Linked DNA regions of Homo sapiens: region 2 is linked to region 1. A link is an interaction called in ENCODE POLR2A ChIA-PET data of the cell type or tissue named here. Cell type or tissue: GM12878. All regions are shown on one strand. Each heading gives the region's core, and the rest is flanking DNA. Links, peaks and the distances in the headings are about the cores only. Region 1 overlaps AEBP2 (AE binding protein 2). Region 2 holds the start of LOC101928387 (a long non-coding RNA gene).

Region 1 (4,397 bases), core at 265-4,264:
TATCCTTCTCCCTGTTTCTAATGGAGTCTATTGTGTTATGGTGAAAAGGGGGATCATTTCAGGTATTTTTTTTTAAGTACATAATTTATATACATAAAATTCAACATTTTTAAGGTTACTGTAGTTCAGTGATTATTTAGTATATTCACAGTTTTGTAAAATTATTACCACTGTCTGGTTACAGAAAGTACGTATGCTTTTGAAAGAGAAAAAAGGGGCCAGGTGCAGTGGTTCACACCTGTAATCCCAGCACTTTGGGAGGCCAAGGCGGGTGGATCATTTGAGGTCAGGAGTTCGAGACCAGTCTGACCAACATGGTGAAACCCTGTCTTTTCTAAAAATACAAAAATTAGCCAAGTGTGGTGGCATGCACCTGTAATCTCAGGTACTTGGGAGGCTGAGGCAGGAGAATCCCTTGAAGCTGGGAGGCAGAGGTTGCAGTGAACCGAGGTCACGCCACTGCACTCGTCTGGGTGAGAGAGCGAGACCCCACCTTAAAAAACATAAAGAAAAAAAAAGAGTGAAAAAAGGGAGCATTTAAAAAAGTGAACTGTTTAGGGAAGAGCATGTAGTTTCATATATGTAAGCGATTATTGTAGCAATTTGAAAATATTTAAAAACAAATATTTCTGATTAGTGAGCTTTGATTATCTAGAAGTTAAATATTAATGCAATTGGTGAAAAAAGTTGAGATCTCATGTTTGTTTTGTGGTGCGCAAGATGAAGTAAGGGTCAGAAAGAATTATAGCAAAGACTCGATTGATGCATTGCAGAGCCTTGCACATTGCATATGTATATTATTATATTACATATTTTGACTAAATTAATTCTTACAATAATTCTTTGAGTTAATTACTGTTGTTGCCCTCATTTTTTACATAAGGAACTGAGGCAAGAACAGATTAAATTTTTTTTTTTTTTTGAGGCGTAGTTTTGTTCTGTTGCCCAGGCTAGAGTGCAGTGGTATAGTCTCAGCTCACTGCAACCTCTGGCTCCTGGGCTCAGGTGGTCCTCCCACCTCAGCCTCCAAAGTAGCTGGGACCACAGGCACATGCCTGGCTAATTTTTGTATTTTTTTTTTTTTTTTTTGTAGAGACAGGGTTTTGCCATGTTGGCTAGGCTGGTCTCGAGCTCCTGGGCTTAATCGATCCGCTCACCTCGGCCTCCCAAAGTGTTGGAATTACAGGCGTGAGTCATCGCTCCTATCCATATTAAATATTGTTTGTGGTCATGGTCAGTGGCAGATTCTGAATTTCAGAGGCAGAAAGAATCCGGGGTTGTTAATTATGTTACTCTGGTGTATTTGTCGAAACCAAGAAATCAACATTTCTTTTTGGAATTTTTCTTCCTTTAGATCGCCTCCTCATTATTTGTAAGACTGGTGCTTTCTGATTTGTGTTCTGATAGCCCCTTGTTGATCTTCAGAAGGACTTCTGGGAATATGAATAAGATGATCTTAGCACTTACAAAGACAGTCTTAGTATTGCTTCGTCCAAATAAATTTGTTCGGAAAAAGAAAAAACCAGTTCAGTAATTCTGTGTTTCAAATTTTAGAAAAGCTACTTGGCCACCAGCATATTTTTTTTTTGTTATTTGAGATGGACTCTTGCTCTGTCACCCAGAGCAATGGTGCGATCTTGGCTCACCACAACCTCCGCCTCCCAGGTTCAAGCTATTCTCCTGCTTCATCCTCCAAGTAGCTGGGATTACAGGCATCTGCTACCACGCCCGGCTAATTTTAGTATTTTTAGTAGAGGCGTGGTTTCACCAAGTTGGCCAGGCTGGTCTCAAACTCCTGACCTCAGGTGATCCACCTGCCTCGGCCTGCCAGAGTGCTGGGATTACAGGCGTGAGCCACCATGCCTGGCCAACATACATTAATATATAGGGTATTTCAGTGGGAGACCACATTTAAAACAGTCAATGTTTGTATTAGTCCGTTTTTCACACTGCTATAAAGATACTACCTGAGACTTAGTAATTTATAAACAAAAGAGGTTTAATTGACTCACAGTTCTGCATGGCTGGGGAAACCTCAGGAAAACTACAGTCATGGTGGAAGGTGAAGGGGAAGCAGTATCTCTTCTTCACAAGGTGGTGGCAGAGAGAGTGCAGGGGAACCTGCCATTTTTAAAAACCATCAGATCTTGTGAGAACTCCCACACTATGACAAGAACAGCATCGGGGAAACCGCCCCCGCCATGATCCAGTCACTTGGGAGGTTTCTCACCCAGTACATGGGGATTATAATTCAAGATGAGATTTGGATGGGGACACAGAGCCAAACCATATCAGTGTTCAACAACCAGCTTTCCCCTCATCATTGAAATCGGTTTCTTTTTCATCAGAACACCATGTGTAGTGGCTTGAGTTCAGTGATGATATATTTATGAGTGAAAATATAAAACATATTTGAAAACTAAAACCATACTCAGCAACATGAAATGCTCATGTAAAGAGGATGGTACTAGACTATTTGAAGCAACAGCAGATTTGTCTCTGCCTCATATTCTGTGTAGGATGTTGATTAGTTGATGCCTAAAATTATTTTTTCCTTTAGCAGAGAAGAGTTTGTATTTAAGTGAAATATGTGTGATTCTATTATATTTTTCTTTAATGTAAGCACTCTTTAGTTCTAAATTTTACTTCTGTTTTTTTTTAATGATTTTTGATTGATAAATGACCAAAATCAAAGATAAAACAATTTTCTGTTAGAATTCTCATTACTGGTTTCATTTCTAGAGACTGAATCATTGATAATTAAAATAAACTTTTTTTTTTTTTTTTTTTTTTTTTGCATGGGGGAGGTTAGAGATGGAGTCTCCCTTTTTTGCCCAGGCTAGTCTCAAACTCCTGGGCTCAAGTGATTTTCCCACCTTGGCCTCCCAGAATGTTGGAATTGTGCGTGCACTTGGACTAAAATAAACTCTTGATGGTAACATTACTCTCTGAGTTCTAGATGCTACTAGGGCCTATTCTTTGCTGTCTGGAAGGATGCTGGGACAAAATGACTCTTAAGACTTACAACATTTCTCAATTCAGACTAGCCAAGTTTCAAATGCTTAGAAGTTACCTATATCTAATAGATGTACGTATTGAATGGTACAAAACTAACCCATTAGGGTAATTAAACACTCTCAATTCAAGTATCAAGCAATTTTGAGTATCAGGTTTTTTATCGTGACTGAGTGTCACTCTGTTGCCCAGGCTGGAGTGCAGTGGCATGATCTTGGCTCACTGCTCTGCATCCCAGGCTGAAGTGATTCTTGTGCCTCAGCTTCCTGAGTGGCTGGGTTACAGGCTTGTGCCACCATGCCCGGCTAATTTTTTTTTCTTTTTGAGACAGAGTCTCACTTCTGCCCAGGCTGGAGTGCAGTGGCATGATCTCAGCTCACTGCAACCTCCCTGGCTAATTTTTGTATTTTTATTAGAGACAGGGTTTCACTGTGTTGGCCAGGCTGGTCTCAAACTCCTGGCTTCAAGTGATCCACCCACCTCAACCTCCCAAAGTATTGGGATTACAGGCATGAGCCACTGTGCTCGGCTCAGGTTTTAAATTAAAAGTTAAATTGGCCATTATGGAAATGCAGTTGAAAACCACAAGATACCACTTCACACTCACTAGGATGATTTTAATAAAAAAATGGAAATAGTGTTGGCGAGAATGTGGAGCTAGCTGGTGATTATACAACATTGTGAATACACTAAATTCCACTGAATTGTACACTTTCAAATGGTTAATTTTGTGATGTGAATTTCACTTTAATGAATAATATTAATTTAAATGAAATAAAGTTAAAAATTCATTTACTCAGTTACAATAACCATATTTAAAGTGTTGAGTAGCAATATTTGGCTAGTGGTTCGTAGGTTTGCAGTGACCTTGGCAGTGGACCAGGTAGTTCTGTGGCAACGTGGTACTCTACAGAAGAGATGGCAGCTTTAAAAAGCGTTATTATTTCTTGGTACTCAAAATATGTGTGGTAAAATTTTAAATTTTAAATATAGAAATCATTAAATGCTGACTTCTCATGGTCAGAGTCTGTAGGTGAAAATTCTTGATGCAGCCTATTTGAGGACCATGCCATTCTTAGGGTTGTTGTATGAATTAAATACTAATTTCAGAGCAATGAATATGGCTAATTGCCTCTATTCAGGGTTTCCCATAGCCCTGTGCTTTAGTTAGGCCTTACTGTACTCCTTTGAAGTTATACTGCTTTATATGTATGTTTTGCGGAACATATAGAAGCTCTTTTAGTGTAGTATCTATATCTTATTCATCTTTATCCTTCTAGCATATTATGTAATACTGGACATAGATAAGTATTTGAACTAAAGTCTTGAATCATTTCTACCTCTTTTTTAACTTAGTGTGCACCATAGAGTAAGTAAACATT
Region 2 (4,397 bases), core at 114-4,113, 63 kb after region 1:
GGAATTTATATACCAGTGTTAAATTACTGACAATATCTTTAAAAACACTCACCTTCCTTACTGGGGAGTATTCACTTTTTAAAAGGAGCTGATGAATGGACTCCCGGGGAAGCTTAAATCATCGTCATATTTGGCCAACGCTGTGTGGCCAAATGTCATAATAGCCTGAGTTATTCAATGGTGACTTTTTTTTTGAGACAGGGTCTCACTCTGTTGCCTAGGCTGGAGTGCAGTGGTGCGATCTCGGCTCACTGCAACCTCTGCCTCCCAGGTTCAAGAGATTCTCCTACCTCAGCCTCCCGAATAGCTGGGATTACAGAGGCATGCCACCATGCCCTGCTAATTTTTGTATTTTTGGTAGAGACAGGGTTTCACCATGTTGGCCAGGCTGGTCTCAAACTCCTGGCCTCAAGTGATTCACCTGTCTCAGCCTCCCAAAGTGTTGAGATTACAGACGTGAGCCACCGGGCCCAGCCTCAAGGTGACTTTTGAAAACATCTTGTTAGTGGCATGTTCTGTCAGACGTTCCCTTGAGATTTCAAAAGAGTAATAATAGTTTTGTATTTTAGTGTAAACTTGGTTTCAGCTGTGTTGCTAACACATTCCTGCTGTTGTGAGCAGTGATGTGGAAACCATGTACCACTGAATTAAAAGTAGCATCTAGGTACTTTACCTCGTACAGCTATGTTCCAGAGATGTTTACTTACTGGAGTTTTTTTAAAAACAAAAATGTTATTTATATTTTTATTGGAAATATCTGTACCAGAACCTTGTCTTGAAAGTATTAAAAACTTCAATGTTAAAACATACATTCTAGAACTGACCATCCTTATTAGTATAAATAACTCTGAAAGGTGCTCAGTTTACAGGCAATGCCTTAATACGGTTAACAATTATGAAGCTTTACCCAACATCTTTCAGAATATTGCAGAGAAAACTATTAAGCACAAATACAATGACCACGAGCGTATTTCAGCAACTGCTTTATCTGAGCAACTCTTTTCACTCCACCAGAATAGACTTGGTTACATTTTCAACAGGTTACTCAATGGCGTATTAAAACTGAATGTAAACACTTTTTCCCCCTCCAGTTGTATTTTAAATAATAACTCTTCTTTATGCTCATTTGTGTGGCTAAATATAAAAACAAGCAAAATACAGAGATCGGCAAATCCACATTTTCATCCAGGTGAAGTGAAATTTAAATTTTATTTATTTTTTGGAAAAATTTAGGTTTTAAAGGAATTTATTAGATACATATTTTGTTTTGTTTTGTTTTGTTTTGAGATGGAGTTTCACTCTCGTTGCCTAGGCTGGAGTGCAATGGTGCAATCTCAGCTCACTGTAACCTCCACCTCCCAGGTTCAAGTGATTCTCCTGCCTCAGACTCCCAAGGAGCTGGGATCACAGGTGTGTGCCACAATGTCCGGCTAGTTTTGTATTTTTTTTTTTTTTTTTTGAGACAGAGCTTCGCTTTTGTTGCCCAGGCTGGAGTGCAATGGTGCGATCTCAGCACACTGCAACCTCCGCCTCCTAAGTTCAAGCGATTCTCCTGCTTCAGTCTCCTGAGTAGCTGGGATTACAGGCATGCACCACCACACCCAGCTAATTTAGTATTTTTAGTAGAGACAGGGTTTCTCCATGTTGGTGAGGCTGGTCTCGAACTCCCGAATTCAGGAGATCCACCCACCTTGGCTTCCCAAAGTGCAGGGATTACAGGTGTGAGCCACTGCACCTGGCCTGTATTTTTAGTAGAGACGGGCTTTCACCATGTTGATCAGGCTGGTCTCGAACTCCTGACCTCAAGTGATGCACCCACCTCAGCCTCTCAAAGTGCTGGGATTACAGGCGTAAGCCACTGCACCAGGCAAATATGTATTTTGGATGTGTATTTTTGGATTAGATCAGTGATACCAGCCAGTATGGTATGGTCTCTCAAGGATATTTGCAGATATGTGGGGGCAATTTTGGTTGTCTTAATACCTAAAAGTGCAACTGGGGCTTAGTTTTCTGGCACCAAGGATGCTGGGTGACTTGCACCTGTCCCACCTTAAATGCCAATAGGGCTTGGACTTTATCAGAAAATGAGACTAATTATGTTTTTGTAAATGCCTGTTTATTTAACATAGCCCAGACCTTAATAAGCTCTTTTTGATAGAATAAAGAGCTTTCATTTTCACATTTAAATTTTGTTCATATAAAATTTTTTCGATAACTCTAAGTAGTTCAATTAGGCAGGAACATCTGAGTTACTTACTTTTGAACTTACTGTGTTTTGTTTGAAAATCATGTAATTTGGGAGGACTCTGGAACTGTTGTGTAAGATTTCACTGCATGAAATACAAGTTGAGCAGTTTTAGTCACACTAAAAATGAAACTGGGTGACAGATCATTCCCACTGTACTTTCTTACCTTCAAAAGATTTTCTGTGAAACTTAGAGGCACTTGCTCTCTTATCATATGCTGTGTTAGAGCGGTGTGGTTGGCCAGTAATTGAGTAACAATGCCAGATTGGCATTTTTCATCAGGAGGTGCAGTCTTGTTTTATTTATCATCATATTTCCTCATTAAGTTTAATTTTCTTTTTCTTTTCTTTCTTTTTTTGAGATGGAGTTTCACTCTTGTTGCCCAGGCTGGTGTGCAATGGCGCGATCTTGGCTCACCGCAACCTCCGCTTCCCGGGTTCAAGCGATTCTTCTGCCTCAGCTTCCTGAGTAGCTGGGATTAAAGACACCCGCCACCACGCCCAGCTAATTTTGTATTTTAAGTAGAGACGGGGTTTCACCATATTGACCAGGCTGGTCTCAAACTCCCGACCTCAGGTGATCTGCCCACCTCGGCCTCCCAAAGTGCTGAGATTACAGGCGTGAGCCACCGTGCCCAGCCAAGTTTAATTTTTACACCAATGATTCATTTCTGCTTTTACAGGTGATTACTTTATCTCACTAGAAAAAAAAAATGTAAAAATCTAAACAAAAAGTGTCCAAAACTTACAATAAGCCTTAATCTCGAATAATTACCATGACATGTGTTACTTGTGTGCTTATTGCTGTACAGCCTTCTTTGGCTTTCTGACAAGAGCAACTGCTGAGCAGAAGCACTTCAGCCTCGTCTGGCATTTGATGAATTTGATTAATGTGTGCTATGGTAAGTCTATTCCCCTGTATAATTTTATGGGAGAGGCCATGTGCAAGTCTGAATTTAAAAAAAAGAAAAGAAAAAGCCTTGTGCAGAATTATTACCTACTCAATACATTATATATATGCCAGAGATGGCTAAAGCAGCTATATGTCAAGGTCTGCAAAAACATGAAGAAGCTGGCATGGAAATTAACACGTTGGTGGTCTGCAATGTGTTCAAAGTTGGTGTTTTTAATGACACTTAAAAATAGTTAAAATATGTAATGGCTGATTTCTGACCAGACTAAACTCTCAGCCTGTCTAATGTTAGGCAGCTTGATCTAATCAATCTCATCCTTTTCTTTTCCTCAGTCCAATCTTGCAATTGCTATGTCAGTTTCAGTTCACAATAATACCAGTGCAGACATGGCTCCTTAAGATTTTCTCCTTTTCCCTCACGCGGGTCCCAATTCTAAATTCCCAAGGGCTGACATGATTGACATTTGCCATAGCCTGAGGAGGGAGCATTTCCTTTTGTGGTCTTTCCTTGGTTTGTTTTATTGGGCAGTGAATGGCAAGTCTGTCTGTGTTTCTTTGCTTCACCCCAAACACCTTGGCAAAAATGAAAGCCTTCTAATTTAGCTGTGTCCTCCTTTACTTATGTCAGGAAGCCTGAGCCATAACCTTTGATTAAAAAAATTTTTTTTTGTTTTTTGTTTTTGAGACAGGGTCTTGCTCTGTCACCCAGGCTGAAATGCAGTGGCACGACTGCAGCTCATTGCAGCCTTGACCTCACTGGAGTGTAGTGGCATGACTGCAGCTCACTGCAGTCCCAAGTAGCTGGCACTTACAGGCAGGTGCCACCATGCCTGGCTAATTTTTAAATTTTTTGTAGAAACAGGGTCTTGCTGGCTGGGCACGGTGGCTCACACCTGTAATCCCAGCACTTTGGGAGGCCAAAGCGGGCGGGTCACGAGGTCAGGAGTTTGAGACCAGCCTGGCCAACATGGTGAAATCCTGTTTCCACTAAAAATACCAAAAAAAAAAAAAAAAAAAAAAAAAAAATTAGCTGGGCGTGGTGGCGTATGCCTGTAATCCCAGCTACTCTGGAGGCTGAGTCAGGATAATTGCTTAAACCCGAGAGGCAGAGGTTGCAGTGAGCCAAGATCATGCCACTGCACTCCAGCCTGGGTGACAGAGCAAGATTACGTCTTGAAAAAAACCCCAAAACAAAAAACAAACGAAAAAACCCAGGATCTTGCTATGTCGCCCAGGCTG

The links. Peaks named below come from ENCODE experiments on the same cell type or tissue, not always from the same donor. Only the 100,000 strongest peaks of a DNase experiment are listed, where the experiment ranks them.
Region 2: POLR2A ChIA-PET joins it to region 1 with 7 read pairs; 3 of 35 experiments call an interaction of 5 or more read pairs at or near these places.

The regions. Positions count from the first base shown.
Region 1 is chr12:19,487,220-19,491,616 of GRCh38, forward strand. The region is part of intron 3 of AEBP2 (AE binding protein 2); the gene reads left to right. Among named protein-coding and RNA genes, the nearest start is that of AEBP2, 50 kb to the left of the region's middle. In GM12878, for the core only: no CTCF peak of the experiment used is centred there; no DNase peak of the experiment used is centred there.
Region 2 is chr12:19,550,246-19,554,642 of GRCh38, forward strand. It overlaps LOC101928387 (a long non-coding RNA gene), which reads left to right and starts at 2,799. Exons shown (of 7, transcript XR_007063236.1): 1 at 2,799-3,147. In GM12878, for the core only: no CTCF peak of the experiment used is centred there; DNase peaks (open chromatin) are centred at 576 and 2,376.